Linked DNA regions of Homo sapiens: regions 2, 3 and 4 are each linked to region 1. The links are chromatin loops, found by intact Hi-C in ENCODE. Cell type or tissue: IMR-90. All regions are shown on one strand. Region 1 holds the start of P2RX1 (purinergic receptor P2X 1). Region 2 overlaps ZZEF1 (zinc finger ZZ-type and EF-hand domain containing 1). Region 3 overlaps CAMKK1 (calcium/calmodulin dependent protein kinase kinase 1). Region 4 overlaps ZZEF1 (zinc finger ZZ-type and EF-hand domain containing 1).

Evidence for each region. Peaks named below come from ENCODE experiments on the same cell type or tissue, not always from the same donor. Only the 100,000 strongest peaks of a DNase experiment are listed, where the experiment ranks them.
Region 2: a loop joins it to region 1, with 11 times the contacts of the local background. A loop is called at or near these places in 41 of 110 quality-filtered maps.
Region 3: a loop joins it to region 1, with 9 times the contacts of the local background. A loop is called at or near these places in 62 of 110 quality-filtered maps.
Region 4: a loop joins it to region 1, with 5 times the contacts of the local background. A loop is called at or near these places in 69 of 110 quality-filtered maps.

The regions. Positions count from the first base shown.
Region 1 is chr17:3,909,990-3,917,989 of GRCh38, forward strand. It overlaps P2RX1 (purinergic receptor P2X 1), which reads right to left and starts at 6,476. Exons shown (of 12, transcript NM_002558.4): 1 at 6,100-6,476. The coding sequence starts at 6,236. RefSeq lists enhancers at 1,235-1,284, 1,665-1,734, 4,168-4,227, 4,298-4,367, 4,598-4,677 and 2 more. In IMR-90, a CTCF peak has its summit at 4,028 (motif pointing right); a DNase peak (open chromatin) is centred at 4,082.
Region 2 is chr17:4,068,479-4,076,478 of GRCh38, forward strand. It overlaps ZZEF1 (zinc finger ZZ-type and EF-hand domain containing 1), which reads right to left. Exons shown (of 55, transcript NM_015113.4): 22 at 6,785-6,951; 23 at 6,619-6,700; 24 at 5,672-5,873; 25 at 4,130-4,278; 26 at 2,206-2,446. Among named protein-coding and RNA genes, the nearest start is that of ZZEF1, 71 kb to the right of the region's middle. In IMR-90, a CTCF peak has its summit at 6,558 (motif pointing left); a DNase peak (open chromatin) is centred at 4,493; H3K27ac peaks cover 685 bases.
Region 3 is chr17:3,860,672-3,868,671 of GRCh38, forward strand. It overlaps CAMKK1 (calcium/calmodulin dependent protein kinase kinase 1), which reads right to left. Exons shown (of 16, transcript NM_032294.3): 15 at 5,237-5,340; 16 at 1-1,612. The coding sequence ends at 1,540. Among named protein-coding and RNA genes, the nearest start is that of NCBP3, 18 kb to the left of the region's middle. RefSeq lists enhancers at 7,124-7,625, 7,626-8,000. In IMR-90, a CTCF peak has its summit at 3,202 (motif pointing right); a DNase peak (open chromatin) is centred at 3,200.
Region 4 is chr17:4,004,320-4,012,319 of GRCh38, forward strand. ZZEF1 (zinc finger ZZ-type and EF-hand domain containing 1) reads right to left here. Exons shown (of 55, transcript NM_015113.4): 53 at 5,285-5,438; 54 at 4,564-4,635; 55 at 126-2,651. The coding sequence ends at 2,571. Among named protein-coding and RNA genes, the nearest start is that of LINC01975, 31 kb to the left of the region's middle. RefSeq lists silencers at 350-429, 530-609 and an enhancer at 2,776-3,743. In IMR-90, CTCF peaks have their summits at 486 (motif pointing left) and 3,919 (motif pointing left); DNase peaks (open chromatin) are centred at 4,342 and 5,092; H3K27ac peaks cover 1,345 bases.

The DNA of each region.
Region 1 (8,000 bases):
TTTGAGACGGAGTCTCGCTCTGTCCCCCAGACTGGAGTGCAATGAGGCGATCTAGGCTCACTGCAACCTCTGCCTCCCGGATTCAAGCGATTTTCCTGCCTCAGCCTCCTGAGGAGCTGGGATTACAGGCGCACACCAACACGCCTGGCTAATTTTTGTATTTTTAGTATAGACGGGGCTTCACCATGTTGGCCAGGCTGGTCTTGAACTCCTGACCTCAGGTGATCCACCCACCTCTGCCTCCCAAAGTGCTGGGATTACAGGCATGAGCCACTGTGCCCGGCCTACGAAATCTATTTCGTGCCAAGCACTAACCACTATACAGACAGAAATTCAATTGGATCAACCTGAACTCTTCATCTCCCTTTAGAACTTGTTCCCCTGTGTCCTCGTCATGGAGAATGGTGCTGTCCTCACCCTATCACCCAGGCTCAACACCCAGGCAGCATCCTCACAGCCACCCTCCCCATCATGCCCCCACATTCATTGGATCCCCCAGTCCTTCTGGTCCTCCCTCGGCTTTCATCTAAGGACCCAGAAGGGCTGGTTTTGGGAAGGCTGAGACACTGGAGGAGCTGGGACAGGTGCGGGGGCAGCTCTGGCATGGGTTGGGAGGACCGGCCAGGTGGCTGGTGGGACACAGGGTATGGCCATGGGCCACAGGCAGGAGTTGACCAGATGGGGCGTGTGCTGTCAGGGAGCAGCAGCCTTGGGGAGGGGCATGAGCAGACTCCAGGCCTGGGAGGGAATGTGCTCAGAACTGGGGCCCACCCTGAGGCCCCCATGCAACCCGCAGACAAGTCGAGGGGCATCTGGGTTAAGTTCCTTGAGTGCAGGATCTTGGTTTGTTTTGTTCACTTCTGTATTTTTAGTGTCTAGAATAGTGCTTGGCACATAATAGGAACTCAACAAACACTGTGTGTTGAATGACTAACTGAATGTGGAATTGAATCTCAGGCCAACCATTTGTGTTTTTAATTATTTTATTTTTATTGTTCTTTATTTATTTTTGAGACAGGGTGTCACTCTGTCCTCCAGGCTGGAGTGCACTGGTGCAGTCGTGGCTCACTGCAGCCTCAACTTTCCAGGCTCAGGTGATCCTCCCACCTCAGCCTCCTGAGTAGCTGGGACTGACTACAGGCACGCGCCACCACACCTGGGTAATTTTTTTTTTTTTTTTTAGATACAGGGCCTCACTGTGTTGGCCAGGCTGGTCTTGGACCCCTGAGCTGAAGTGATCCGCTCACTTTGGCCTCCCAAAGTGCTGGGTTTACAGGCGTGCACCATGGCACCCGGTCTGTTTTTCTTTCTTTCTTTCTTTCTTTTTTTTTGAATACGTCACCAATCTCTAAAAACCAAGCGGTTTCTTTCATGCATAAATCTCACTTCCCACTTCTCTTGAGACGTCGGAAGCTCTGGCTGTGCCAGGTGTTACGTGCTGCGGCAACAATGGGCAGAAGCTGAGCAGGGGCCGCCCCAGGCGTGAGGCCTGCCGGGGTGACGACATCTGTCACCCGTGCTCACTGCCTCTGCCTTGGGTCCCGCCCCGTCCCCCCTTCCCATCCCTGCGGCCTCTTCACAGCTGTCCTGCCTCCGGTCCCCACGCCCACCCCTGCCTGCTCCAGGCCCTCCCCTGCTAGACATCCTGTCTTGGCTCCCTTCTGCCTGCAGAAGAAATCCGGGCGCCTCAGCCTGGTGTTCAAAGGCCTTCGCCATCGCCCCTGCTCTCCCTTTCACAGCCTCTCCCTTGGGCTCCTTTTATGGCCCCTTCAGCCTAGTCCCAGTGACACCTTCTCTATTCCTCTCCGGCCCCAAGACCTTGGTTCACACTGTGTCCCGACAGGAGAGCCTGGAAGGGTGGGCACGCAACCAGGCTCCTCCAATCAGGGCATTCCGTTTCCTTGACTGCAATGATTGATTGGTTCTGGGGTGGGCACGGGACCCGACCCCGGCCAATAAGAATTGAACCTGAGACTTTTGCTGGAGCTCTGGAGAAGGAGCCACTCTTGTGCCTCGGGAGTGGCTAAACTGGTGAGATGTTAGCTTGGAGCTGCTGGTGGCCGTTTCACCACTGTGAAGACAGAGAACTTGCCTGAGAATGAAGCCTCCACAGAGGAAAGAAGAGCCAGGAAAGGGAGATAGGTCATGGGCAGCTTCTTTTGAGAACCAAGACTGGACCCGCAGGAATTCCTCATCCCCTCTCCCCTCTAAACCTTACTCCTCCTGTGTCTTCATCCTGGAGGATCCAGCCGGGCCTGAAACCCACACTGATTTTTCAGTTACATAAACCACCGGATACCCCCACCTTTCCTTTTATTTATATATTCATTTATTTGTTTGTTTTTTTATTTTTTTTTTTGAGACGGAGTCTCACCCTGTTGCCCAGGCTGGAGTGCAGTGGTGCGATCTCGGCTCACTGCCATCTCCGCCCCCCAAGTTCAATCGATTCTCCTGCTTCAGCCTCCCGAGTAGCTGGGATTACAGGCGTGCGCCACCACACCCAGCTAATTTTTGTATTTTTAGTAGAGATGGGTTTTCACCATGTTGGCTAGGCTGGTCTCAAACTCCTGACCTCAAGTGATCCACCCGCCTTAGCCTCCCAGAGTGCTGGGATTACAGGCGTGAGCCAACGCACCCGGCCCACCCTTCCTTTTAAATCTGTTTGATTAGACTTTTCTCACAGGAACCAAAGGAGTCTGGCTAATTCACCCTCAGTTCCTCCCTCTCCCTCTCTCCATTCCATGTCCCACCTCTGTTCCCCGGCACAGCACCAGGCATGGAGAAGATGCTGCAGAAACGGTCCCTGGATGTGTTTCTCCCCCCAATAATTTCTATCCATCCTTCTCCCTGATTGGTGCACTCTGATCTCCACTTGGAGATCTCAGAACATGTGATTTCAAGAGGTCTGTGTGGAGGCGCAGGGGATGAGTGAGGACTTAGTTGAGAAGAGACCCAGAGGGACTGGAGAGAAAGCTGAGAGCAGGCCAGCCCAGCCCACAGCCCCCAGGTCTTTGCTTATGGCTGGTTCCATCAGTGTGTCACCTCCTCCAGGAAGGCCTCCCTGGCTTCCTCCCCACTGCCTGTACACCACCAGGGACAGAGAGCTCATCAGCTCTTCGGGGAGAGCTCTAACTGAGACCATCTTTTTTTTTTTTTTTTTGAGATGGAGTCTCACTCTGTCACTCAGGCTGGAGTGCAATGGGGCAATCTCAGCTCCACTCTGCCTCCAGGGTTCAAGTGATTCTGCTGCCTCAGCCTCCCAAGTAGCTGGGATTACAGGCGTGCACCACCACACCCAGCTAATTTTTTCTATTTTTAGTAGAGACGGGGTTTCACCATGTTGGCCAGGCTGATCTCAAACTCCTGACCTCAGGTGATCCTCCCACCTCAGCCTCCCAAAGTGTTGGGATGACAGGCATGAGCCACTGTGCCCAGCCTTAACTGAGACCATCTTAACTGGATCTGAGAGGGTCAGCTCAGCTCAGCCTTCTGGTCTCAGGCCCACTCACTGCCTGCACTTGCCCAGGATCTCCTGGAGGAGCATGACTGGCGGAGACCATGGCCTCGGTTTTCCTCCTGAGTCTGTGTTCTTGGCTTCTCAGCCTCCCTGCTCAGCCTCAGTAACTCTGTCCATCTCTGAGTCTCGGGACCTCCCACCCTTCGTCTGAGTTGTGCTCTGGCGTTTGTCCCTCTGTCCAGGTCTGTCTCTGTGTCCACCCATCCCCCACCCAGGCTTTGCCCTGTGTCTGGGACACGGGGGCCTGGCTCTTCTCTCATGCTCCTTTCCATCCCCTGGCAGTGCCCACAGGATCAGACATGAAAGCAAAGCCCTCCTCAGGAAACAGCAAAGTGCTGAGCTGAGTGCACTCTTGGGGGGGGTGGTCCCCTGCAACCCGTGCCCCACGGGCCGGTTAGGAAGCTGAGTCCGGAGATGCCAAGACCAAGTCCAGGCTGGGTCAGGGGTTCGGTTTGCCGCTGTGGGTTCCTGGCTGAGAGGTCAGTGCAGTACTGAGCAGTGGCCAGACGAGGGCGCAAGAGACAGCAGGCACCACAGCCTGAGCAGGAGCTGGAAGCCTGGGCCTGCAGCCCTGGGGGTTGCTGGTGATGACGGACTCTGCCTTCCTTCCACCCTCTGCTGTGTGACGTGGGCAGGCCAGTGCCCTCTCTCTGAGGAGGTTGCCTTTCCAGAATATCAAGGCTGACTTTGGAGCCATGCAGGTGGGTTCAAATCCTGGTTAGTCTCTTACTAAGCTGTGAGATCCTGGCTAATCCCTGTGGTCCTGAGCCCCACAGACACCGAGAAGGGCCACATCCATTTGGAAACTGATTAGACAGTCTTGGGAGGGAAGACAGGCAGGAGGACGGTAGTGAGGTCCCCGTCACTGGAGGTATAGGTTCCCGGCTGGGCAGCAGCTTGGGGCATAGGCTACGGCTGGGAATGGGTGGGTCCCTCCAACGCTGACAGCCTGTGACACACACAGAGGAGGGACCTGGTGCCCCTCACACCTGCAGATCTGAAAGCAGAACTAGGGAGCCGCAGGGGCAGAGAGAGGACAGCCTTCCCCCAGCCTCTTCCAGCAAGGGTAGGCTGGGCCTGCGCAGACAGCCTCTCCCAGGGACGGTCAGGAGTGATACTAAGGGTGGACTTCCGGCCCGTCCTGTACCTGGCATCCCACCATCAGTGCCCAGTAGAAAGGATCCACAGCCCCTTGTGATGGTGAGGAAGGAGAAGGCACAGCAGAGGCCTGGGGGTCAGGAGGGCTCAGCTGCAACCCTGGGTTTGCTGCTGACTTGCTGTGGACCTGGAAACCCCACTGCCCCTCTCTGGGCCTCAGTTTCCCTCACAAGCTCAGACATCACAGATGTCAAATTAGTTTCTGAACAAGAGAGAGGAGAGGTCAAGGCTGGGGTCTGGCCCTGGGTCCACCTGGCCGGCTCTGAGGTTCTGGGGACTGGTGGGACAGAAGGAGGGCTCTTTTGGACGCCAGAAGTTTCCGGGGGACTAGGACTTCATGGTCCTTGTTTGGGCCCTGGGTCAGCCTGCCCTGGACTCCATTTAGCAGTTCTGGTTCGGAACCATGGTAAAAATGGGGAGGGTAGAGCTCTCAGAATCACACGGCAAAGGCAGGCAGGGGCTACTGGGCACCCCTAGGACCCCAGCAGGGGCTGAGCCCCCTCCAGTGGCCCTGGGGCCTCCAGGAGACCTCTGCAGAGTCACTGTGAGTGGACAAGATGCACCACACACAGGGGACACACACTGGCCACCCAGACACTTGGCCACAGGGCAGACATGGGCACAGCCATATGTACACATAAGGGTACCCACATGTGGGCACTCAGCACCAGGGACACACACCCAGACACATATAGGCACAGAGCTCCATATGCACACTCACAAGTGTGCCAGCCTCTGCCAGGCCTGTCTTGGCTCCCGAGACAACCATACTGCAGGAGCGTCCCACGCTGCCTCTGATTCTGCACTCCCAGCCCGGTGGGACAGGTCCGGAGATGCCCAGAAAGGAACTATCATCCCTGGGACCAGAACCAATCTCTGTCCTCCGCCTGACATGCCAACATGAAGGCACCAGGTATTCAGAATGTGAGAGTTTCTCTGCTCCGGGGGCCTCAAACGTCCCTGGATGTCCCTTGCTCAGGCAGGGAAGCTGGCAGCAGAGTCTGTCTCTCTCTAACTTGTCATATGGGGTGACGGGTGTGGGGTATGGCCTCTGTGTGTCAGTGGCGGCCTGGTTTGGCAGGCGGTCAGAGGTCGAGGACTCAGTGGCTGTGGTTGGTGGTGCCCTGGCCCTGAACACCACTAACCACTCAAAGGAACCATAACACTGAGCCGGCTCCTCAGAACCCAGAGACTCTGCCTCCTGTTCACCGAAGGCCCCCGGGCAGGGCTTCCCCTCCGGCCTCGTCCCCATCTCAACAGCGAGTTGGCAGGATTTTCTATTCTCGCACAGTGGCTTGCCAGGAAGGCCTTCCCCTGGATGGAGAGGAAGAGGGGCTCGCTGGTGTCACGCAAGGGATGTCAGAGTCTGGAGGACAGGCCCGGGGTAGGGGCTGGTGCAGGCAGCGGGAGGCGCCCGGACTCACCCGATGACGTAGACCAGGACCACCAGCTGGATCAGTCGGAAGATAACGCCCACCTTCTTATTACGCACCAGCACCATGCGGGGGGTGTCATACTCGAAGAGGAAGGCGGCCAGCTCCTCCTGGAACCGCCGTGCCATGGTGGGCCGGCTGGGGCTCAGAACTGAGCCCCCTGCACGGCCTCTGCTCTCAGGGTGAGCCGGGTGCCACCACCCACGTCGATGGTAGAGCTTCTGGGGGCTTCCTGGCCCCTTAGGAAGAGCAGGGCGGTGCAGGTGGAGCCAGAGGACAGGAGCCAGAGGTCAGCTGGAGGCACTTGGGTTGGAGAGAGAATCCCTGGGTGATCAGAGCAGCTCTTGGCCCCTGGAAGGCAACAGACTGCAGGCCAGCCTCGCCCATGGACAAATAAATTCCCAAAGATAGATGGGGCGGGGCTGGTGGGGCCACCCAGGCCCAGCCCCACTGCCCCTCCTGGCTCTGCGTGGGCCTTGTTGGGCCTCCGGAAACAGGAGTTGTTGGCAGGAAACCACAGGCCACCCGTCACAGGGGCAAAGATAAAGCTCTCAGTCGACTCCTCAAGTTATCCTCCCCCCAAAACCTGGCAAGATGGAGCTCTGGCCAGGGCCTGGGGGAAGCTGGAGTCTCCTCAGATTAGGGGACTCCCCGCGACTCCCCTCCACTGCCAAAATGAGACCTCCATCCCCAGCCCCATCCACCACCCTCCACCCTCCCCCACCAGGGTTGGCTGCTTCGTCCCTGGGGGTCTGCAGCGAGCAAGGCAGAGAGGAAGGAGGCTCTGAGTTCCAGCCTGGCCTGTGCCCGGTCAACCTCGGTGCTGAGCTGGCATCTCTATCCCCCAGCTCTCCTCTCCCACTGTCTGTCCTGCCGGGGCCACCATCAGAGGGAGAGAGGTGGCAGGTGCCCAGCCAAGACCAGCACCACATCCGTCACCAGTGCCATGGGGGGCCCAAGACCAGCCGAGAGAGCCTGACCTCGGAGATCCCTGGCTCTGCCACTTCTTGGCTGTGGGGGCTGGGTGTCACCTTGCCTCTCCGAGCCTGCTTCCTCATCTGTAAATTGGGGTAATAAGGGCTGTTCCTTCTAGGTCGAGGCTCACAGGGGATGGGTCTCAGCAACACGGGACAGAGAACTGGAGGCCACCATTGAGTCTGGGGCACAGCACCTCTGCAGTCCCTGCCTTCCCTTCCCACCCCCAGCTCGGGCCCTGAACACAGGGGTTTGGGGTGGGCAGAGGGTCCCACGTTGGCTCCTCAGAGCTGGAGGCCTCCCCAGCCCCACCCCTCGTTTTGAAGATGAGAAAACCAAGCTCAGAGAAGAGAAATGAGTTGCCCAAGCTCACCCGGGGTGGTACTGGAGGTTCAAGCTGGAAGCAGGGGCCTCCCTGGCGAGCCCCCACGGCCCTGTCGTCGGAGCCGCCCCACCCTTAAGGCTGATAAGGAGTCTTCTTGCTGGCGAGCCATGAGCTGGAAGTGCTCTGGGCAGGGAGCCAGGCCCTGGGGCTGGGAATCCCGGCAGCCTGTCTGAATGGGGGTCACCCACAGAGGGCTGCCCATGGCCCCTTCCAGCACCCAGGTCAGTCTCTCCTTGTCAAGTAGATCAGCCTCACCCCTCGCGGAGTTTCTGCTAATCCAGTGGGTGTCATGGGCTTTTCTAAAGAAAATCCAGAGATGCTGGGAGCCAGAACTGTGGTGGCCACGTCTCCCCTTGGCCTGACCTTGACCCTAGACAGTTCCTTTCCCAGCTGCCCCTGTGGCCATTGGAATGGGAGGCACCAGGACACAGCTGCTTGTGATGGGGAGTGGGGTGGGTGCTGAGACTGTGTGGGCCATTCTGGGTCCCTTTTCAGCCACCCTTCTCCCTGATATGCGTTCTAGAGAGTGGGT
Region 2 (8,000 bases), 160 kb after region 1:
GTTTCATCATATTGGCCAGGCTGGTCTCAAACTCCTGACCTCTGGTGATCCACCTGCCTTGGCCTCCCAAAGTGCTGGGATTACAGGCGTAAAGCCACTGCACCCAGCCTAACAAAAAAAATTTTTAAAGAAAGATCTATGAGGCTTGCCCCTTCTCTTCAGCTAAAACCCAAAGGATAATATACTAGAACAGCATGAAGCTCTCTTTTGCATCTATGTTACAATGCAGTAAGTAATTCCTGAAGCCCTGGAATACGCCAGGGCTGTACCAGACACTGGGAATATTATGCTGAGAAAAACAAAGTTCCTGCCCTCAAGCAGCTTATATTCAAGTTGAAAAACTCCTCCCCACCCTTTCTAACCCCAAAGAGTGACTAATTTTTAGACAAAGATGAGCAAATTTGCTAGACAAAGACCATTCTCAAAGTAGTTCAGTCTTAACTCAGAAATAGTCCTTAGACATATAATATCTATATCAATATCTATATCACAAAGGCAGAGACAGAAAGAACTAAGACAAGCCTGGCCTCCTTCAAACCAATAATGGCAGGCATTCTAGAAACAACCTGCACACAGCAAGACATTCCGAGTTCCCACAGTTGTAGAGTTCCCACAGTTGACTGTGTGTTTTCTCTTCTGCAAACAGGTATGTGGTATCTGAACACAGCCTGAAGTTTCCCACAGCAGGAAGCCTTCCATTTCTCAGCTTTTAACCCACAGGCTTTTATCCCTCTACTGAAAATTCCTTCAAGTAAAAAGATTATCCAGCTTTCTTACTATAATTTGATTACAAAAATACATATTGACATTCCCCCCGCCAAAACCATACAGGTTACATCACCCCCTCGATTCCTCAGCAGAGAAAAACTCTTCCATATGACATTTGTTTCCATAAATCACTCATGTCTCAACACAGTTTTGTTTATTTGAGCAGCTTTTTAAAGGAGATATTAAGATTTGGGGATGTAATCAAGATGTTTTAACAATCAGAAAATAAATTCTGCAATGTGAGATCCAAAGAAATGAGCAATAAAGGTGGTAGGAATAAAAATATCAATAATAACAAAACGAGGCTGGGCGCGGTACTCACGTCTGTAATCCCAGCACTTTGGGAGGCTGAGGCAGGCAGATCACCTGAGGTCAGGAGTTCAAGACCAGCCTGGCCAACAGGGCGAAACCCCGTCTCTACTAAAAATACAAACATTAGCCGGGCGTGTTGATGGGTGCCTGTAATCCCAGCTACTCGGGGGGCTGAGGAAGGAGAATCGCTTGAACCCGGGAGGTGGAGGTTGTGGTGAGTCAAGATCGCGCCACTGCACTCCAGGCTGGGTGACAGAGTGAGACTCCGTCTCAAAAAGTAAAACAAAACAAAACAAAATGAGCAACAGTCAATTACCCACTCTAGTGGAAGGAAGCTCTGTTTTTGCTTCTCCCGCCTGCGCTGCGTGGAGAAGACATACCCTGCCAGGCGGTTAGGAAGCCCATGCCTTATCTCTAGGTAGGGCTTGAAACACTTTTCCCCTGAATTAGTATGAAGGTAGAGAGAGACTCTCCCTCCGTGTGGGTCCTGCTAGGCGGCAGGGAAGCAGGGTAAATACAGAGATGGCATCCCTAAGAGACATGAGGAAAAGAGATGGTGAGGAGAAGGTTATCAGCAAAGGAAGCCTAGTGGGGTGATGCTACGAAGGCGCTGCAAGCTAGCTAAAGGTAATAGTTAATACCTACAGCTTCCTCCTTGGTTATTACTACATTCAAGAACTTAAACATCTGTGGTTTTAATTGGAATTTCTTAGAATGTTAGAGCGAATCACCCTTAAACCAATTTTACAGATAAAGAAACTGAGGTGCAGAAAGGTCGTCTGATTAACCTGAAGCTGCACAACTTTTGAGTTTTTGCACTGGGACCAGGACCCAAGTTAAGGTTTCTTTCCATTAAATTTCTCAGCAGTTTTCCATGAGAATTCTGGATAAAGATAATTTACCTGCTAATTTTGCAACTCAAGGTTAGGTGCCACACATTATAATCTGCTAACCATAAAGTGGCCATGAATCTTTTAATAGGCAAAGTAGAACCAACAAGATGATGTTTACAGTTATAGAAATGTGTTTATATTTTAAAATATTTTAAATGTTCACTTAAGATAGGCTTTCTTAAAACTTAGCAATTAGCCTTCAGATCAAAAATATTCCCTGTAATAAAGTTACCATATTTTTGCAGCTTCTCATATAAATCTGGAGTGCGATACACCAGAGCAGCAAAGGTGGCGTTCACAGCTTGATCAATAGTGGAACCAGCAACTATATCTGTCTTTGGGGCCTGTTTTCTACATGCCTGTATGAATCCTTTGAAAAGTTCTGAATATGGCCCACAGAAGTTCTGAGCAGGCTCTGACTGGGCAAAATCAAGAAGAAAATGGCGGCAGGGGTCGTCAGGAATGTTCTTAACCTGGAAACAAAAAATAAACCCATCACATTTAACACATTCATTCAAAAAATAAAATTTATTGAGCAAACTATTAGGCCAAAGCAGAAGTATAAAACACAGTGAACACTCTCCGGAAGTTTAAATCTATTTTAGGAAGACCAGACAGAGATATGAGTTAAAAAAAGATAAACATAAATAAAACATTAAAAGCATTAGAACTAGCATTCCCGTAAAGCAAAAGATTATCAAGTGCCAAATGCCTAGAAGGGATACCCAGTGCTGAGAATTCAAAGGAGAGAGATCCTGGTAGGTTAAAGTAATTAAGAAAAGCCTCCTGGAGGATATGGGCTTTGGCCTGGACCCTGAAGGATTGGCAGATTTGGCTCTGAGGAACATAACCATTAGCAGAGGTTACGAGTCAGTGGGGAGACTGACCTGGCCTGAAGTCTCAGCTGGGGAGTGATGGGAACTAGAGTCAGATAGGTAAGGTGAAAGGAGACTGCAGAGAGCCTTGACTGTCACATTGAGGAGTTAGACTTCACCCTGTGGGCAATGGGGAGCCATTAATGGTGCTTGGCAGTGGAATGACAAGATAATGCAGTGATTATAAAAAAAACTTGGTAGGTACGAATGTCATAAGGCAGGTGCAAATGAGGGCCCGGATAAAGATGCAGACAGAGGAAAGGACAGAGATGAACATCATGAGGAAGAATCCACAGGACCTGCAAGCTGACTGGACAGGAATGGGGAGACAGGTGAGGACAGGGGATGCTAGGGAGCAGTGGCTTCAGGCCTGGGGAACACTGACCACCACAGAAGTGACCGGTCTTTGGTTTTACACTTCTGAGTTAAGGGGAGTCAGGACATTTAAATGGAAATGCCTCACAGGAAGATGGAAACAGGTACTTGGAGCGGGGAGAAAACCAGACCTGGAGACTGATATTAGGAATTAGGGCCACAATGTTTGACAGGAGAAGAAAGTGGAGAGGATGAAGTCTTGGTGGGCTGTGGGGAAGGGAAGAAAGCCTGAATAAAGCCTACCCTTTAGGGAAGGAGGAATATGAAAAGTCAATGAAGGAGGCAAGTGGGCAGTCAGATGTAAGAGAAGACAGCGGACTAGCATGGATCCAAAGAAGAGAGGGTCTGAAGGAGCCAAATTTAACAGAGGCAAGGAGAACAGAAGCTGAGGAAGAGCCACTGGATTTGGCAATTAACTACTGAATAACGTGGGGCAGGGCAGGGAGGGGAAGGAAGAAAAGTAGAATACAGAAATAGAGGGAAGGAGAGGTGAAAAATAAAGACAGGGCAAACTTTTTAGTTTTTAAAATCTTATACACCTAAATCATGTGCTGTAATTCTAAGGAGAACAAAAGGTATAGCACAAATCATTGCTCTAAAGCTTGACTCAGTAGGCACTAGAAGTACACTCAATTGTTTGCCTGATAACTCCATCAACAGAGATTTACTGAGCACCTCCTACATTTCACCCAAGTCACGCATTCAGTATTTCTGAACACCTATTGCGCACTGGCCCCTGTGGGACACGGTGGCGTTAACAAGTTAACAAGGTATAGTTTCTGGCCTCAAGGAGCTAACTGCTTAATACGGGTAGTAAGATAGAAACACAAGTGTTTATAACTTAAAGTAATAAATACTTGCAGGCAGTTTCCAGTCTAAATAGAAAGAAAACGGAAGAGTAAATACCTCCTTACTATTCCGGTGTGGGTGAGTGGGCCAGCTTGCTTCTAATTCCAACTCTGGACAAACCTGATGCCTGAAGACAGGTTTCCACAGTGGGGAGCTTAGGACTAATGCCATTTTTGCCTGAGGTACTACCATGTTACTTCCTAACTCTAGAAAGAGAAGAAGACATATGACAGTTCTATTTTTGCCTTAATATATTGAGAATCTTTGAAATGAGAAAGAAAAGGTTAAAAAAAACCATGGATACTATTAAAACTTAGAGAAAGTTTACCCACATACCAGAATGTAATTGTGATACTTTGTAAACACATACCACAGATTAAGCTAAACCACCAAGTCCTGAAATACTGCTGCTCTGTGGAACAACTTCAGTTACAAGGTACCTTGGAAATGACTAATCTGTTTATAGTAAGCTGAAAATAGGATATGAACCATTTCTGGCATATAACACGAGGCCATTCAGGAACATTTAATTATGGAAAAACATTCACAATTTGTAAACTTAATTCTGTAGCAAATAATAAATATCCAGCATAGATGTGTTTAGAATAGGCAAAGAGAAAAGAATAGGTGGAAATAAAAATGCTAATAGCTATTTCTTTCTTTCTTGGAGAAATATTAAAAAAATCAGTTACTTCTGAGTGTTAGGATTAAGGATGATTCTATTTTCCTTTGTTTTTTTCCACTATGTAATTTTTCTATATTTTACTTCTAAAACTGGAAAAACTCAAGAAATGATCAAGAAATAAAATACAGTAGAAAGTTTTATTCTGTAATTCTTGTTCCCTGGAAGAATTAAATAAACAATTATACTGAACACATCTTTTTCCTTTTGTTTTAAGAGACAAGAGTCTCTCTCTGTTACCCAGACTGGAGTGCAGCAGTATGATCACAGCTCACTGCATGCAGCCTCTAACTCCTGGGCTCAAGTGATCCTCCTGCCTCAGCCTCCCAAGTAGCTGAGACAAAAGGCATATGCCACCACACCTGGCTAATTTTTACATTTTTTTTGGTAAAGATAGGGATCTCACTATGCTGCCCAGGCTGGTTTCAAACTCCTGGGATCAAGAAATCCTCCCACCTTGGCCTCCTAAAGTGCTGGGATTACCAGCATGAGCCACCTTGCTCAGCCCTGAATGAATCACTTTAAAACAAAATCCATAGTCACATATCTACATATATTTACATAAATATTCACATATTTAAAGGATATGCAATCAACTTATTCTATACTCCTGCCTTTTGGTTGGACTATACCTACACCTACTTGCAAAAAAATGACAATGTTGCCAAAAAAAAAAGCTGTTATCCTCCATAGACAGAGAACCCATGGCAGCCTTCCTGCTATGTTCCAAAGTCTAAGGCAAAAAGCTTCGTGACAATGGTATTGAGTGGACACTTTATTCTTTCGGTTTAAAGGAAACTGAAAAGGCGTATTATTAACCCCCTGCCATTACGTGGAAACGACCTACAAGAGGGCAAGCGCGCATCTTGCACTTCACCGTGGTTGTAAGAAGGGAAAGCACAGGGATGTGCACTTACGGCGCACAGACTTGAGCGCCATGCACTGGGAAGCCAGGCGTCCCATCAGCCGGGAGACGAGGAGCTGTAAATCCAGCCCCCAAGACACGGCAACATCGGGCAGCCCACAGGCAGTGACAGTGAATTTGTAGCCCCATTCGTTGTGACTGCTGTCAGAGTGAAAGAGGAACTGCAACCGAGGACCGGCCTTGAAGGTCACTTTCTAGAGACAAACAGAAATCATGTGGTCAGACAGATTAGAGGAGGAGTGCTTCAGAAATCAGCATGCTCTTCATGACGAGAAACATCTCAGTTTAAAATTGATCTCTATTTCCACATGTCCAAAATGACTAACGGAGAAATGTACAAAGGGGTGACGGAAACAGACCATTCACAGCCACACCCCATGAAGAAGGAGAGTTGGCAGAATACTGCTGCTCAGCTTTCTACACCTGGGGTGACCATCTGTCCACTACCGACTCAGCCAGTGGTCACATTTCCATGCCTCTGCTCCTGCCAAGACCACTGACCATGGAGAGAAGGTCAACAGTCTGAGGCAGTACTAAACCTCCAGCCCAAGAGCTCAAGCAGCTCTAACTGTGAGGCAGACTCTTGGCTTCCATCACATGGTCTGGGCCATCCTCCTAGACCCACCAGCACTTCTTGCTAAGGATGAAGGCTCTTCATTTACTCTAGACAACGCTGTCTGCTGCAACTACTCAACTCTGCCACTGCAGTGCCAAAGCAGCTATAAATGATAAACAGGCATGGCTGTGTTCCAAAAAAATTTGTTTACAAAACAGGTGACAGACTATAGCTGGTCAAACTCTGATATAAATCCTTCCTTTCACAAACGTGTAACATAAATGCCTCCCTTCAAAGACCTTACCTCTACTGCCCCCTGAAGGCTGACAAAAGGAAAAGCATTGGTGCAGAAGTAGGTACCTCTTTCTGGGACTATCACTCACCTTGGGCCATTTATCAGTGCCAACTTTTGTGTCATAGCGTGTTTTCCGACCTCTAGCGTCGGTAAATTCCAGATAATCATACCTGTGAAGGCATAACCTCTATTAGCTTCCTTCTCTCATTGCTGACCTATTAGCGCTTGGGGGTGAAAGAATATAGAAGTCTTACCTTTTTTCAGTTTCACACCTGTCATCGAATTCCACTTCAAAATAGGTTGCCCCTGGGCTAACAAAGACGGATACCTCATGGCAATTATTTTCATAGTTGTGGGCAGATTCCTTCGTCCACGTATGTAACACCACAGGCTGTTCCTGTTGCCAGGTCTCAACATCCAGCTATGATAACAAATGAGCCAGGGGAAAGAAAGGTTCTATCACTAGACACCTAGCCACATGCAGCAGACTGTTTCTCTATCAGTGCTCCAGGCAGATGGCCTTGACAGCCCTGCACAAACCAGCAGGCAGGCTCGAAGACAAACCTGACATTCCCATCTTCACACAGATCAACACACGTCCACCACGCAGCCGAGGAGATGTGCTTTTATTACACACAAAAACTCCATGACCAGCTTGTACCTTTTCGCTATGACAGAACTACTTACAAATCATTACCAGTGTGAATTCCCAGTGGAAAAAGTACTGAATGAGGAGTTTAAAGACCTCACATTCCTACCTGGGACACTGGCAAATCTGGATCTACTCTCCCTTCCTCTCCTACCCTTTTCTTTTGAGCGGGGGGTTGGGGGGGGGCCTTTGGTTTTTTACCTGTTAAATATAAATGCCTTTTCTACTGCCACAGAGTTGTGCTCTGTGGCACACAAAAGACACACAAGAAGAAGCTCACACAAGACAGTGATTAAACGTTATGTATGTATAATTAAGTAAGGGAGAAATTTCTTCTAAAGACAAAATGTAATTTGCCTTTCAACATACATTTTCTCTTCTAGACTTCAATTTTGTCACTCACTTACATGGTTTTTATATAACTTCATCAACTATAAAATGATGAGATTCATCTCTACAGCTTTTTCTGCGTCTCCTTTCTTTTTTTTTTTTGAGACGGAGTCTCGCTCTGTGGCCCAGGCGGGAGTGCAGTGGCGCAATCTCGGCTCACTGCAAGCTCCGCCTCCCGGGTTCACGCCATTCTCCTGCCTCAGCCTCCCGAGTAGCTGGGACTACAGGCGCCCACCATCACGCCCGGCTAATTTTTTTTGTATTTTTAGTAGAGACGGGGTTTCACCGTGTTAGCCAGGATGGTCTCGATCTCCTGACCTCGTGATCCGCCCGCCTCGGCCTCCCAAAGTGCTGGGATTACAAGCGTGAGCCACTGCGCCCGGCCTCTGCGTCTCCTTTCTAATGCTGACCAGGCCACATCGACTTGGACT
Region 3 (8,000 bases), 49 kb before region 1:
GGGAGAAACGTGGACCCACTGACAATGGGGCACATTCGGCTCCTAGCCTTAAATAGACGTAGAAACTGTATTACAGATGCATGTACCAGTGCAGGACATACGAGTGAGCTGTGTGCAACAGATGAGCACGCGACATGCACCCACAGGCGCGGAGATGCAGCGGGATCCGGGTTTCTCCCCCAGCCAGCCTCCCTTCTCCAAACAAGCCCTCCTCCAACAGGACACCCACACCTGTGGCCAAAAGCCCTTGTCCATCCATGTTTCCAGGGCAGTGTCCGAGTCCTGCGTGACCCTGTGGGGGTCAACCTCTATGAGCATTCGGTCAGCAAATGCCACGTCGGCCAGCCGGACACTGATCCCAGAGAGAAGGTGAAGGCTGCTCCGGAAGAGCTGTGTCTGCACGCGCTCCAGCACCCCCGCTCTGAGCAGGCTGACTGCTGATGTCCTCAGGGTGAGGCAATTGCCGCAGAGGCCACCTGCCAGCGTGCACACCCCTCCAGGTTCTGTGTCTCGTGATCCCTCCGACCTGGACAGTTTGTCCTTCGTTGTAGGAGTGTGAGTGCAGCTCTTGGGCCCAGATGGGTAGGCCGGTGTAGGAGGAGAGGCTGGGTTCCAGTTATTTCAGCATGCGCAGGGCCACAGGCCTGTCGCGTCCATGGCCCTCGGTCAAAGTCAGCCCTGGTGTCTTCTCCAGCCTCAGCTCTAGGGGCATCATCAAGGGAGAGAGTGAGATGGGCAGGGACGATGTGGTGCTTCCGCTTCAGGCCTCTGCTCAGAGCTTGATTCCGTTCAGTCCACTTTCCAGATAACGCCGAATGCGAAACACAGTCCAGGAAAGTTAGTTCCATCCACTTGGCTGCCAAATAATCTTGGGCTGTGCTGGGAACCACGGAAGATGTAGGAAAGCTCGTGAGATGTTCCCAAGCAGGGCCTCTCCCCGAACCCCCAGGTTAAAAACAAAAGTAAAAGACAACAAAAAAGGAATCAGAATTCTCCAACACTGGCCCTGTCCCCAGTGAGGGGTCCGAGCCCCCATACCAGCGTCTGAATAGACAAGAGCTCTGGTGCCACCACCCCAAGGTGGGCAGGGTACCCCCCTCTCCACCATATGCCTGTGGCAGCTGAGCCAGGCCTGCCCGGCCCCAGCGGGAGGTCTCTTCCGTTGTGGTAAGCCTGGCCTCCACCTGCCATCTTGGTCTCCTGCCTCTGCCTCCTGCCCCAGGCCATGCCAACCAGCCGGGTGGCATTTCTGAGGCTCCATGGGCACCCGGTTTCCCCACAGAATGGGTCAGGCCAAGGAGGTCCAAGAAGAGGAGGATGGCCTCGTGGGAGCCCTGCCCCCAAGACCCCAAATGACATACATTCCAGTCTGTCCCTGGACGTGCGTGCGTGGAGGTCATGCAGCACGATGGGGGAGGGGCGGGAGTGGGGCTGCAGTCCCCAGCCCCCTGCCTGCGGGGGCGGCTGTTGCATGAGGGGTGGGCCTCTGGAGGCGCGGGATGAGTGTGCTGCCGGGTGGCCCTGGGTGCATGCAGGGGCTCAGGATGCAGCCTCGTCTTCCTGGACGCCGGGGAGCTCTGGGCTCTTGCCCCCTTCACCAAACCCTTCTTTCCTGTTCAGGGGACACCAGGGACAGAGGGACCTCAGGGTCAGAATATGCACTCAGGGAGACACTCTCCCTCACACACACAGGAATCTGAATCCCACATCTCTCAAAGCCCCCTTCACCCACTGCCCCAAGCTTGGCCTCCCTCTGGCCTCCCTACATCACGGCAGTTGCTCCTTGCCGGTCTCTCAGCCCCCAGTCTCAGCCCGCAACGCCTCCGTGGCCCCCCATTGACCAGAGATGAAGTCTAAACCTCCCAGCACGGCCTCTGGAGCTGCTCACAGTCTGACCCAGCTGACTTCCCTACATCCTCCAACTATCAGCCTAATCAAGGGCCTTCTCTCTGTGTGTGTGGTTTTGTTGTTGTTTTGAGACAGCGTCTCGCTCTGTCGTGCAGGCTGCAGTGCAGTGGTGCAATCTCAGCTCATTGCAACCTCTGCCTTCCAGGCTCAAGCGATCCTCCCACCTCAGCCTCCTGAGTAGCTGAGACTACAGGCACATGCCACCACGCCCAGCTAATTTTTGTATTTTTTTATCTCTATAAAAACAGGGTTTCACCATGTTGCCCAGGCTGGTCTCAAACTCCTGGGCTCAAGCGATCCATCCACCTCAGCCTCCTAAAGTGTTGGGATTGCAGGCGTGAGCCACCGTGCCCGGCCTGAGGGCCTTCTGTGTTGACCTCAGTCATCCCCCAGCAGATCTGGGTAGAGAGGCTTTCATTTTGCATTTTTCTTTGCCTTGTTCACAGGGCAGAGTCCATCTATCAGTCTTGGGATTCTGTCACATATTCAACAGATTTCTATATCTAGTTTTCCTCCCAAAATGTCTCTTTTTAAAATAACCAGTAAATGGGTTTTGATATCTTTAAAAAGGACCAACTCCACTTAACTCTACTACTGAGTTTCTACAATTATCCCAAAGTATAAAAAACTCTATGGCCGGGCACAGTGGCTCACGCCTGTAATCCCAGCACTTTGGGAGGCTGAGGTGGGCAGATTACCTGAGGTCAGGAGTTTGAGACCAGCCTGGCCAAAATGGTGAAATCCCGTCTCTAATAAAAATACAAAAATTAGCCGGTGTGGTGGTGGCATGCACCTGTAATCCCAGCTACTTGGGAGGCTGAGGCAAGAGAACTGCTTGAATGTGAGAGGCGGAGACTGCAGTGAGTTGAGTTTGCGCCACTGCACTCCAGCCTGGGCAACAAGAGTGAAACTCCATCTCAAAACAAACAAACAAAAAACCAAAGCAGTCTATCAAGGATAAATATTGGGACTTGATGATGAAGTAAAATCTTCTTTCAAAGTTAAACGTGGAGGCTGGGTGTGGTGGCTCATGCCTGTAATCACCTGGCACTTTCGGAGGCCAAGGTGGGCAAATGGCTTGAGGCCAGGAGTTTAAGTCCAGCCTGGGCAACATGGCAAGACTCCATCTCTATTTTTTTTTTAAAAAGCTCTACCCCAAATTAAACTTGGGTCACAGAATTCTAGAATTTTATAGCTGGAAAGTATTAAGCCCAATCTTGTCACTCTGTTTGCCAGGTACAAACTAGACACTAAATGTATCCTTATCCTGTGTCTGGCTTGTTCCACCACTAGGGGGTGCTGGACCACAGGCTCTGAGTCAGAAGGACCAGGTGTCCGTCCACCTGCTGTCCTGGCATAATTATTATTACTTTTTTTTCTTTTTTTTTTTTGAGACAGGGTCTGGCTCTGTCACCCAGGCTGGAGTACAGTGGTGCAATCTCAGCTCACTGCAACCTCCACCTCCCAGACTCAAGCAATCCTCCCACCTCAGCCTCCTGAGTTGCTGGGACTACAGGCACCCACCACCACGCCCGGCTAATTTTTTTTTTTTTTAGAGATGGGGTCTTGCTATGTTGCCCAGGCTGGTCTTGAACTCCTGGCCTCAAGCAATCCTGCCTTGGCCTCCCAAAGTGCTGGGATTATAGGCATGAGCCACCATGCTGGCATAATAATTATTATTTTTTGAGACGGAGTCTCACTCTGTCGCCCAGGCTGGAGTGCAGTGGCGTGACCTTGGCTCACTGCAAGCTCTGCCTCCCGGGTTCACGCCATTCTCCTGCCTCAGCCTCCTGAGTAGCTGGGACTCCAGGTGCCCGCCACCACGCCCAGCTGATTTTTTGTATTTTTAGTAGAGACGGGGTTTCACCGTGTTAGCCAGGATGGTCTCGATCTCCTGACCCTGTGATCCACCCGCCTCGGCCTCCCAAAGTGCTGGGATTACAGGCGTGAGCCACCGCACCCGGCCGTGCTGGCATAATTATTAATGGCTTCCCCTTTCACTCTCAAAAATGTCCCCATTTGGACGTCAAATTATATATGCCCCCTCTCCCCCTACACTAAGCACAATTCCAGCATCAGGGGCCTACATTCCTGGATGAGCTCAGAGAATCCTCCCCCAACCGCAACCACCTCCCTGAAGAGATGACAGAAAAGCTGCAGTTGGGACCTCCAGGCCTCTCCCAGGCCCCCCACCTCATTATGAGGCTCTCCCTGGGTGCAAGCCACCTCCAGCAGGGAGCAGATGTCAGCTTGTCCACTACGAGGGGTCCCGACCCTTCTGAAGGGCCCTCTTATGAGAGGGAGGCCTCACGGGAAACCAACATGGTGGTCCCGGACAGGCCTGGTGACAGCGTGAAGCCAAGGCACCCGGACAGCGCCTGGCACTCACCCCTCTGGGGAGTGCGCCTTCCACACAGAGCAGGCCAGGGTGGGGCAAACAACTCCCACCAGCCCCTTCCCCAAAGCTTCCCTCCGGGGCCAGAGGAAGGCAGTGGCTGTCCCAGGACCACGCTGTGGTTCAGGACCCCACTGGTTTTCTCTCTGCAGGTTTGTGTACAAACTCCAGCACAGGCCTTATTAGCATCCCAGACTGGCTTTTATTATAGTGAAGAAGGTGGATCTGCTGAGGACGAGGCGCACAGGCTTGGGGAGCTGCTTTTCTGGACCCTCCTAGGAGGTGGTGAACCCACAGGCGTGGCTCACCATAGGGAGCCCTCGGCCAATGCGGGTTCCTCTCCCGTGGTCCACCGGCCAGCCTGTCCCTGCTTACTCACTGAACAAGCACTCACAAAGTGCTGACTGGGCACAGAGCCCCAGCAATGGCTGCAGGCAGCCTGGGCCACTTGGGAGAGCAGCCAACAGTCCCCAGGGCCAGGCAGAGGGGCCAGCACCCCTCCTCTACAGCCCGCCAGCCTCCTACAGGAAGCCAACATCAGCCTGTCTGCAAACCTCTGCCAGGCTGCCAAGGGCTGAGGGGGCCACAGATTTGAAGCCCCAGAGGGGCTGGACCCAGTGAGAGAGTGACATCAAGCTGCATGGAAGAAGGGTCTTCCTGTCCCATGGAGGGGCTGCGTGAGCTCCTCATCCCTGGAAGTGTGTGTGTGAGGGATGCTGGCCCCAGGAATGAAGCAAGAGCTGGGCCCAAAAGGTCCCTTCTAGCCCCGACTAACCTTGGGGACAGAGATGCAAATGGGGCCAACACCGAGACCTGGCCAAGTCCCCAGGCTCTGGCCTTGGCCCAACGACAGTGAGAGTGGGAGGATGGGCCTCAGACCTCCCCACCCAACTCCAGGGAGTGCCCGGCAGTCCCTGGCCCACCAGTACTTACACCAGTAGGTTTCCTGGAGCAGACATGGATCGCTCTTCCCTCCGTGCTTGGGGCTCAAACGGGTTCCCAAAGGAACGCTTCCTCAGCATGGACTTCACCAGGATCTGAGGAGGACAAGGCAGCGTGAGGAGCACAGGTCCCAGGCTCCCAGACACGCAGCCTCTGCTCCGATTCCCCGAGAGCAGCTGCCAAGGGGGCCGCAGTGCGGGTCCCATCTCAATCAGCACAGCATGAAATGGCAGAGGCAAGAACACGGGGCGCTGGCAGCTGGGGGCATATTCCTGGAATGGTGAGGAGCCGGATGCCACTGGTACATGAGGAGGGGGCCGGGACCAGCCCATGAAGGGTCCGCAAGGCCAGGCTGAAAGAGTGGGGAGGGCCAGGGCTGGAAGTGGGAGTCCATTAGAAGATACCTTCTCGCTACGGCAGCAATGCCATGGAGGGATGCTGTGCCATCCTTCCCGCCTTCCGGCCGCCGAGAAGATGCCAAGATGCTACTGCAGGGCGGCCCGGGAAGCGGCTGAGCCGCAGCCGGTGGCCCAGTCAGTGGGGCTGCCAGGAGGGGAACAGCTGCCGCAGCCTGGCTCTCTGCCTTTGTCCCTCCTCCGTGACAAGGACGGTTCCATGCCGTGCCCACAGACACGCCGACTCACACGCATGCAGAGAGGCAGCGGCACACTTGCCAGTCCCTTCACTCCCTCGCTTGTGTCCATCCATCCCGTCAACACTGGTCACCACTGGCTGCCTACTGGGTGCTGGCCACTACTCTAGGCCCTGGGGCCACACTGAGGCCAGAATTCCTGCCCTCATATAGCCTTTTTTTTTTTTCAGACGGAGTTTTGCTCTTGTTGCCCAGGGCTGGAGTGCAGTGGCACAATCTCGGCTCACTGCAACCTCTGCCTCCCCGCTTCAAATGATCCTTCCGCCTCAGTCTCCTGAATAGCTGGGATTACAGGCGTCCACCACCACACCCGGCTAATTTTTTGTATTTTTAGAAGAGACGGGGCTTCAGCATGTTGGCCAGGCTGGTCTCAAACTCCTGACCTCAAGTGATCCTCCCGCCTTGGCCTCCCAAAGTGCTGGGATTACAGGCGTGAGCCACTGCGCCCAGCCATCATACAGCTTATATTCTAGTTGGGGGAGACAGGCGATAAGTAAAGAAGAAAAATCAGTAAATTATGTATGTCAGTAAGTGGAAAGGAAAAAATAAAACAAGGGAATGGCGATGAGGTGTGAAGCAGGGGAGGCTGAAGCTACAGGGTCAGGGAAGGCTCGCTTCTCTCTAGGAGGGGACCCTGGCGTAAAAAGCCGAAGGAAGTGAGGGAGCGAGTCCCGTGGCCATCGGGGGTGGGACTCCCCGGGCAGAGGGAAGCGAAGTCTGAAGGCTCTGGGGCAGCCCCTTCCATGGCACGTGGCCAGAGACGAGTGCATGATGGCGGGACGGTGCACGAGCCCCGCAGAAAAACAGGGCGGGTGGTGGGGCACAGGCTGGAGGTCTGATTCTGAGGGACACAGCAGCCCGAGTGAGAAGCAGGCTCTGAGCTGGGAGGTGACACACTCATGCCACTGGGACCATGCTGGGTGCTGAGTTGAGCATTGACCAGGGGGACAGGGAGTGAGAGTAGAAGCAAGGGACAGCGTGGGAGGTTGTTCCAGTGGTCTGAGAGAGAGGAGATGGTGGCTAAGATCAGGCAAGTGGTCATGGGGACCCCGTGGGAGTTGCCTGGTTCCAGCGACCCCACAGAGTCAAGTAAGCATAGGGGGCAGGGATTGAGCCAGCTGGTCCCAGCTGGGCCGGGACCCTGCAGAGGGGGATAAAGTGCAAGGCCAGGCCCCGCCAACGGCAGTGGCCCTGGCTCTCCTCCTGGCCTTGTGCTTGCCCTGACTCACTTGACTGTCAGGCAGGGGCAGGGCAGGGCTCTCAGTGGCCCCAGGTGGCCACGGGGGACTATGTGAATCACTTCCAAGTGCCAACACAGAAGCTGAGCAGAGGAAGAGGAGCAAAACCGAAATGTGAGCGGGCACTAGGGGAGACACAGGCACTGTCTAATGGATACGCAGGATCTGGGGGAGATGCAGGCACCGTCTAACTGATACGCGGGCTCTGGGGGAGAAGCAGGCGCCGTCTAACTGATACACAGGATCTGGGGGAGAAGCAGGCGCAGTCTAACTGATACGTGGGCTCTGGGGGAGAAGCAGGCGCCGTCTAACTGATACGTGGGCTCTGGGGGAGAAGCAGGCGCCGTCTAACTGATACGTGGGCTCTGGGGGAGAAGCAGGCGCCGTCTAACTGATACGTGGGCTCTGGGGGAGAAGCAGGCGCCGTCTAACTGATACGTGGGCTCTGGGGGAGAAGCAGGCGCCGTCTAACTGATACGTGGGCACGGGGGAGATGCAGGCACCGTCTAACTGATACACAGGATCTGGGGGAGACGCAGGCACTGCCTGATTGATACGCGGGCGCTGGGGGAGACGCAGGCCCATCTAACTGATATGTGGGCTCTGGGGGAGACACAGGTGCTGCCTAACTGATACGTGGGCTCTGGGGGAGACGCAGGCGCCGCCTAACTGATACGTGGGCTTTGGGGCCACTCCTCCAATCCAAAGGCTGCCCAGGCCGTTCCCCTGCCTTGTCCTCGGCACCTTGTGCAGTGCCTGGAGAACGGAAGCTCAGTAACTGTCTGGACGGAATGAAATGCTTCTTCCAGTCACGGTGACTGCTGCCGCTGAGCAAGGGCCATCTATTTCTTTCTTTTTTTTTTTG
Region 4 (8,000 bases), 94 kb after region 1:
TTTCAGCCCTGAGCCCCCGAGTCTCCGCCTCGCATCCGTTCGGGCGCGGTGTAAACTCCACGCCTGAGCTCCACGAGACACGGCGGGGCGGAGGGAGGAGGGAGAGACCAGTCCACACACAGGCGTACCTTATTATATAGAATTTGTACAATATATTTCTTTTCGTTTGCATATTTTACCCACAGCTTAACATCCTTTTTACAGGCTGAACTCACTCAGGCTGATAGAATCAAAATTCTTTCAACCAAATAAGAAAAATTCAAAATCGTAAACCCGTAAGAAAACAAATTAAAAACGGTGATGAAAATACGTCACTCCTCTCGTTAGGAACAGTGTCTGTTTGTACAACAGGTATGCTCTGGAACAGGATTTCTTTACAGCGTAGGCACGTGTTTCCACCTTTGCTCTGCGGGCTTCGCCTCCTCCGGGCCTGGGGCTCCTGGAAAGCGCCGGGACGCGGCGGCTCTGGCTCGGCAGCGCCACCCGGTGGCCGGAGACAGAGGCGGCCGGGCCGAGCCGGGAGAGCAGCCGCGGGTGCGAGCGGACTCAGGCTTGTTTCCCGTGAACTGCAGCGAAGATCCCAGAACAGCAAGGGCAGTGGGCGGACAGGTGCTCTGGGGAGCCCAGCGTTTATTTACAGCTGATCTTCCTGACGGGAGGATGGAGTACAGCGGCGGCCACTGCCATAGGGGAGGTGACTCCGGCCCTACCGCCCGCTTTACTCGGAGTCTGGGGTGTGGAGGGGCGTGGGTGGCGCTATCTCGTCTACCTTCCAGGTTGGCTGTGAGTCTGAGCACGCAGCGGGGCCTCCCTCCCAAGCACTAAGACTTGTTTCCTGTGAGTCCCCTCTTGGGAAACTCCTTACTGGGAGGCCTCCTCGGGTCTGAGGGATGAAGAAGGTGGGGCCTTCTCTGGGGTGGTGCAGGCAGCTCCCAAAGCAAGGTAGGTTTGGCAAAGAGCAAAAGATGGGAAAAGGGTTTCTACGGAGCCAGCAGCACCTGCCTATTCAGGTCCCAAGCCACAGGAACCAGGCCAGGCCTTTCCACCAGGGCAATGGCCTCAGTCCTCAGGCCACCAAGTTCCAGGACCTGCCCCATGTGTTCCCGTCTCCCTTAAATCCCACCCTCCACCCGCCCCGGGATGGTTCTACCAGAACTCTGGGGCTTAGCTGAGAACCCAATTGTAGGGCTGTGAAGCCCGCTGCACCTTGGAGTCCTGACCCAGAAGGCGAAAGTGCTCTTATAGGAAGATGCTTCCAGACCTGCAGACTTGGGCCCTTGCAATCCAGATCCCTGCAGACCCTGCACAGAGGGATCTTCAGAGGCCACGGGGCACACTGGGCCATGGCAATGCTGACCTGGTCAAGCTTGGCCTTGGTGGTGGGGCCCCTTCTCTGGCTCTGGCACTGTGTGGTGGGACGTGCTTCGGCCCAGACACTGCCCCTAAAGGCATGCTCCAACCCCACGGGTCCCACTAAGGCCGGCACGCAGCCCACACGCCAGACTTGCTTCATGTTCCCAAGCGTGGCTCTGGAGGGAGAATCATCATCGGCACTCCAGGGCAAGACTAAACCCATCAAAAGAAAAATGTAAAACAGCACTGACTAGAACTAATGTCGTTATTGCTACAAGTGACAGCCAAACAGCCACGCAGAGTCCCAGAGGTGGGTATGACAGACTACCATGACTATCAAGCAGAAATAAAATTATGTGGGTTTTTACTCTTAAAATAAGATATCCTCTGATCATCTTCACGGTACATAAGCTCACGCGTGCTCCTCACATTCTGCTCCTTTCACAGAATGGTCAGTCCCCGGTCATGCCCTCGAGCCCCTCCAGGGAGACAGTGTGGTTCTGCTCTAAAAACGTGAGGTGGAAACTGAAATATGTCAAAACAACAACTGAGGAACTGCGGCTGTGCTGCCTGGTGCATGAGCAGACGTACAGGGGCGCCTGCCGGCTGTCCCCAAGGGCACTTGTTCTCCTCAAGGAGTTCTCTGGGAGGGTGCGGCCGTGCAGGGAGCTAGCTCGATGCCTGGTTCTGTACTGGATGCTTGGGGATCACTGGTGGCTAGGAGGGGCTCTCGCCAGTTTTGGTTTGGTGTGAAAAGCAAAGAGGTGCTCCCAGGCTGGGCAGCCACTGGGGGTCTTGCTGGAAAGGTGGATCTGGGTGGACTGTGCCTCCCTCTGAAGGCAAGTGCAGGCAGTTCCAGCTCCACGGAGACAGAAACCAGTTGAGAGAGGCCGCTTCCAAGTCTTCCCAGGCCCACGGCTCCTGCAGTGACAGCCTCTGGAGAAGGCTGGTCTCTGAACCTTCTTAAGGGCCCCCTGCCCACCCTTTCTGAGGCATTCTGCACTGCTTGGCTTATTTTCACCATGCTACAGCCTGTGCTTGTGTCCAGCCTACGCACGGGAGCTCTTGGAGACGTGGCTGCTTGGCATCCTAACTGGAGTGGTCAGCTCAAGGAGAGCTGGGCACTGGCGCTACAGGAGTTTTCCTGAATGAGGTTAGATGTCTGCTCTAAAATCCCTGTGGCAGATGAACTAGTCCCATGCACGCCCCACCAAGGGCTAACACTCCACATTCCAGAGGCGGGTGGCCTTGTTTGGGTAGTTGATGGCCAGGCTGATGGCAGCAATGTTCTGCAGAGCCTGTAGAGGGAAAAAGAGTTGTCGCCAATGTCGGGAGCCACTCCCTCATTCAGTGAGTGCTGATAAGACCCTCAGCTGAGCACTGAGGATGTGGGGACGGAGGAGGGGAACCAGATGTGTTCCCCTCCCCCACAGGCCTGCAGAGTGGAGAGAGAAAAAAAATGCTATTAAGAGCACATGAAAGCTCCAAATGTAGGTAGGAATCATCACTGCCCAGAGGGGCAGTCCCAGGGCGGAGGCTCAGAAGGCTGTCTGCAGAGGTCTGGGAAAACTCTCTGGGGAAAACAGTGCAAAGATGCAGGTGGGGAAGGGCAAGGCACTCACAGGAAACGAACAGCCAGTGCTGGGGACCAGAGGGAGTAGAGAAAACAGGGCCAGGAGGGCACTGAGATGCCCTGGAGGCGAGGCCAGGCCCGTCAGGCCTTCAGGGTCTGGGCAGCAAGAGGGTGGAGGTGGCAGAGGGAGGAAGAGGGGGTTGGCAGGGAGACGTGTCAGGGAGAAACGTCAGGACACTGGTGCAGTACACTCAACAGGCTGTGGGGGGGGTCAGAAGAGGGTAAGGAGGAAATGGAGACTGGACAGGGGCAGCAAGAGGGACCCGCCCACAGGCAAGCCGCCATGCTGAGCTTTGGGGCCAGGACGGGCAAATATCAAAATTTCGTTACATGATGTGATGAAACCTGGGGTGGCGGCGGCAATGCTGGTAGGTAGCTGTTGGGGGTAAGGGAGTTTCTACTCTGCCTACAGGTCTCGGGTGAATTCACACAAACTCTTCGGTATGGGCTGGGGGCATTTCCACTTCCGAGCGTACACGTCAAAGCCTACAACAGGAAAGAAGACCCTTTTCCTGCAAAAGGGCGGTGTGTTCGGAGACTACTTCCAAGGGACAGAGCGCCGCGCTCAGGCAGGGCTCTTGGCTGGGTGTCCCGGCTGGGTGTCCACCCACGGGTAACCCTGTGAGCCTCAGTGTCCCTAGCTGTCCTCCGGGGGGGTGGGGGTGTTGGGCCACACACGCGATGATATTCAAGGAGTCCAAGGTTCTCAAAATGTACTCTGGGGCCAGGCGACTCCCGAGACCCTTTTGGGGTCTGCAAGGTTCATTTTTGACTTTCCTTCTCCTGAGTATATGGTGGAGTGTTCCAGAGCCTGACGTGTGATCTGACTGACTGCAGAAGCAGACATGAGAACATGAGAATCCAGCTGTCTTCTACGAGGCCAGACATGAGAGGGGTCTGCAAGGATGGAACACAACAGCGCCACCCTCTGCAGGCATTCCTTTTTTCTTTTTTGGTCACCTATTTGTCCCAGAGCACTCAGTAATTACTTTGTTTTGAAAAGTTAGAGTCGTTTTTCACAAGACGTGTTATTCATGTTAACATGAAATGGGTTCACTACTTTAAAAAAATAAATTGATAAAGGTTTACACTTTTGCTTAATTTTTAAATTGAAAATCTCGTTTCTAATGGCACATATGGATATATGCATAATAGACATATCCAAAAGCTTTCTGAGCTCCTCAGTCAGTGAAAAGTGTGAAGCGTCCTGAGACCAAACAGCTGTCAGAAGAGGAGTTCCGCTACCAGAGAAGCAACTCACATCTAAAAATATGTGAAATCTAACTCCACGGAAACTTCAAGAATCAGCCAAACTAAATTTAAGGCATCGGTTGTTTTGGTTTTAAAGACACAAATTCTTCTGACCCCACAGTTTAGAGTGAATGACTCTGATAAATGGGGCTCGTGCATGCTCTCTGAGCACCAGGAGGAAGTGACTGAACTGGAACAAGCTCTGTGTAAGCTCCGGGTGGATTCTGTCCTACTCAGACGCAATGTACAGACCTTCTCTGCCCTGGCAATGGTGAGATGGTGGCGCCCCAGCCTGGGGGCCAGCTCTGTTGGGGTGGAGAGAGTACCTGTGCCGCACAGCGGAGAAGGTGGTCGTCCGTGGTTAGGGCCAGCAGGTAATCCTGCAGCACGCCAAGCTCCTGCAGAGAGAGAGCAGGGGCTGTGAGTGACAGCGCCAGATGCGCAGTGCAGCTCTCCCAGACCACCTGGGACACCTGCTTGCGAAAGCAGAAGCCTCTCATGGGCGGACGCTACTCACGCCGCCCAGCACCGCGTGGCACTGCCTTGCTCAGAACCCTGGCGGGAGCCAGGTGCCCGGTGCCGGGGTCACCTTTGCCTCCACCTGCCCTTGGGTGACCAGGCCGGGACCCCTCCTCAAGCCAGTTTCCTCATGTGTGAAAGGAGAGGGAAGCTAAAGAACTCTGAAAGGCCCTTTCAGCTCCCACATTCAATCAGTCTATTGTGCTGAGGGGAGGAAAAAAAGAGAAGGAAGCAGAAATAACCCATCGTTTTATTTTCCAAAACTCACTGTTGTCAAGGGCTGATCCCGGGCAGTTTCTCCCCCATTGGCTCTAGGCCTGACAAAATAAGCAATCTCAGAGCTGACCTGAGGGTTTCCCAGGCCTGGGAGAGGCGAGAGCCTCAGACTCTCAGCCATGCCTGTCCTGTGTGGCCTGTCGAGACCCTGGCCACTCAGGCTCGGATGAGGCAGCAGCTTCTGCCCTGGGTAGCAGAGGGAGCAAACGCACATGGAGGCACCGGGCTCCCTGCCCAGACCTCAGGCCTCACCTGGGCACGGTTCTCGGTGACGAAGAAGAGCTCAGTGAGGGCACGATGCAGGGGAAGGAGGATGCCGGGCTGCGTCACGTCCTCAAACAGGCCGTACTCCATGTGGGTAAAGAGCTGCCACAGGGGCTTCAACAGCGCAAGGTCACACAGGTCACTGCAGGAGGAGCCCCGGAGGTGGTCAGTTTACTGAGAGCCATGCCAAGGTCACATGGCTTACAGCTGGCAGGAACCACAGCTCAGACCCTCCCTCTCCCACAGCTGGTACAAATGATTATAAAGTCGCCTCACCTATGCTCCCCACAAAGCAGCCACGAATAGTCACCAACAGCAAAGAAGGAAAGGGGCAGAACCTAAACTTTAAAACCAGGCTCCAAGGGAACAGGAGGTCGGAAATGTGCTCACGGGGATTACTGTGCATCTTGAAAAATGGATGTTACGGGCTACACATGGTGGCTCACACCTGTAATCCCAGCACTTTGGGAAGCAGAGGTGGGAGGATCACTTCAGCCCAGGAGTTGGAGACCAACCTGGGAAATAAAGCGAGACCCTGTCTCTACAAAAAATTAAAAACAAACAAACAAACAAAACCCCAAAAAACAAACAAAAAAAAAACCTAGCTGTGTGTGACAGCACCCAGCTACTCGAGAGGCTGAGGTGGGAGGACTGCTTGAGCCCAGGAGTTGGAGGTTGCAGTGAGCCATGAGTGCACCACTGTACTCTGGCCTGGGCAACAGAGTGAGACCTTGTCTCTTAAAAAAAAAAAAGTTATGAAGACTTTCCAGTGACAGTGGGAACTCATCTCAAGATAAATATTAAATGAAAAAAAGCAAGATGTGGCCGGGCGCGGTAGCTCACGCCTGTAATCCCAGCACCTTGGGAGGCCAAGGCAGGCGGATCACGAGGTCAGGAGTTGGCCAGGAGACCAGCCTGGCCAACACAGTGAAACCCCGTCTCTACTAAAAATACAAAAAATTAGCTGAGCGTGGTGGTGGGCGCCTGTAATCCCAGCTACTAGGGAGGCTGAGGCAGAAGAATTGCTTGAACCCTGAAGGTGGAGGTTGCAGTGGGCTGAGATCACATCACTGCACTTCAGCCCAAGTGACAGTGTGAGATTCCGTCTCAAAAAAAAAAAGAAAAAGAAAAAAGAAAAAAAGCAAGATGTAAAACTACATATACAAAATAAAATTCAAAAATAACCTGCATATACAGCATTTTCTCTATGCATAAGAAAAACAACAGTAAACAGACACAACAAAAGATGCCACCAGCAGTTGACCCTATCAGCTTTCTAGGTTTTCTACAATGCTCACTGCTTTTATAAACAGAAAAGAACACTTAAGACAAGCGTGGTGGCTCATATTTATAGTCCTAGTTACTCAAGAGGCTGAGGTGGAAGGATCACTTGAGCCCAAGAGTTCACAGCTGCAGTGGCTATGATGGTGCCACACTGCACTCTAGCCTGAGCAACAGAATGAGACCCCACCTCTAAAAAAAATTAAAGAAAAAAAAAAAAGATGGCCAGGAGCGGTGGCTCATACCTACAATCTCAGCACTTTGGGAGGCTAAGGTGGGGGGATTGCTTGATCTCAGGAATTTGAGATCATCCTGGGCAACATGGCGAAACCCCATCTCCATAAAAAAACAGAAAAATTAGCTGGGTGTGGTGGCGTACACCTGTAGTCCCAGCTACTCAGGAGGCTGAGGGGAGGGGGGTCACTTCAGCTCGGGAGGTGGAGGCCTCAGTGAGTTGAGATGGTGCCACTGCACTCCAGCCTGGGCGAAAGAGCCAGACCATGTTTCAAAAAAAAAAAGGTAACGATGACTACCATTGTTATGATTTTCAGGTGGGCTTATGAAACACAAGATGCTTGCAAGGTTGCTCAGGCAGAAAGCTTTTCCCTAAGTAAAGCAGAGCCTCTGCTGAGAGAATGAACTGAGGGGTTTTTTTTTTGTGTGTGTGTGTGTTTTTACTCAGAGGAAGGCTGTGTTTTAATTCCAACTCAATATCCTTTGGAGAAGAAAAATTATGAAATAAATAATATTCTAGAACTTGTTATATGGCCATATATAATTATATAATATTGGATTTTGCTTTTTTTTAAAAAAAATTGCTTTTTCTCTTATGACTTGAAAAATTATTGTGTATATTTAATTGTTATCTTGAAGCCAATCTCTTTCTCCCAGAGGAATAAATCTTCATAAAACAAACAGGAAAATTCTGATAGCTTTCCAGCTGGGTTTTCAGAGAAGCATGAGCATGTGAGGTACAATGTACCTGCGAGCTGAGAAGGTCCCTCCCCTGAGGACTGCCCCTTGTGTGTGGCCTCCGGGCCAAGCCCTCAGGCAGGCCCCTCTCTCACTCTATGAGGAGCACGCATGAAAGAGGCTAGGGTGGCAAGGCATGCTGGGAGTTCCCTCCGGGCTCGGGACAGAGGGTGCGGGATTGTCCCCACTGGAAAGAAGGTTGCCAATGGCCAGCAGACTGTGCAGGCTGCGGCACAGGTCTTCTTTCCTGCTGCAGGCAAGAAGGGCCCACCAGCCAGGAGACCATGGAGATGTTCCATGTTTCATAAGCACTGCTCAACCAGACTGTGCTTACTGGACTCGACGCTCAAGTGAACAGAGCTAAGCCCATGTGGGGCTGAGTGATCCTGTCTGTGTATGAGGACACGGGGGTAACAGCAAGCATGCCCAGCTCTCCCCTCTCTCTCCACGC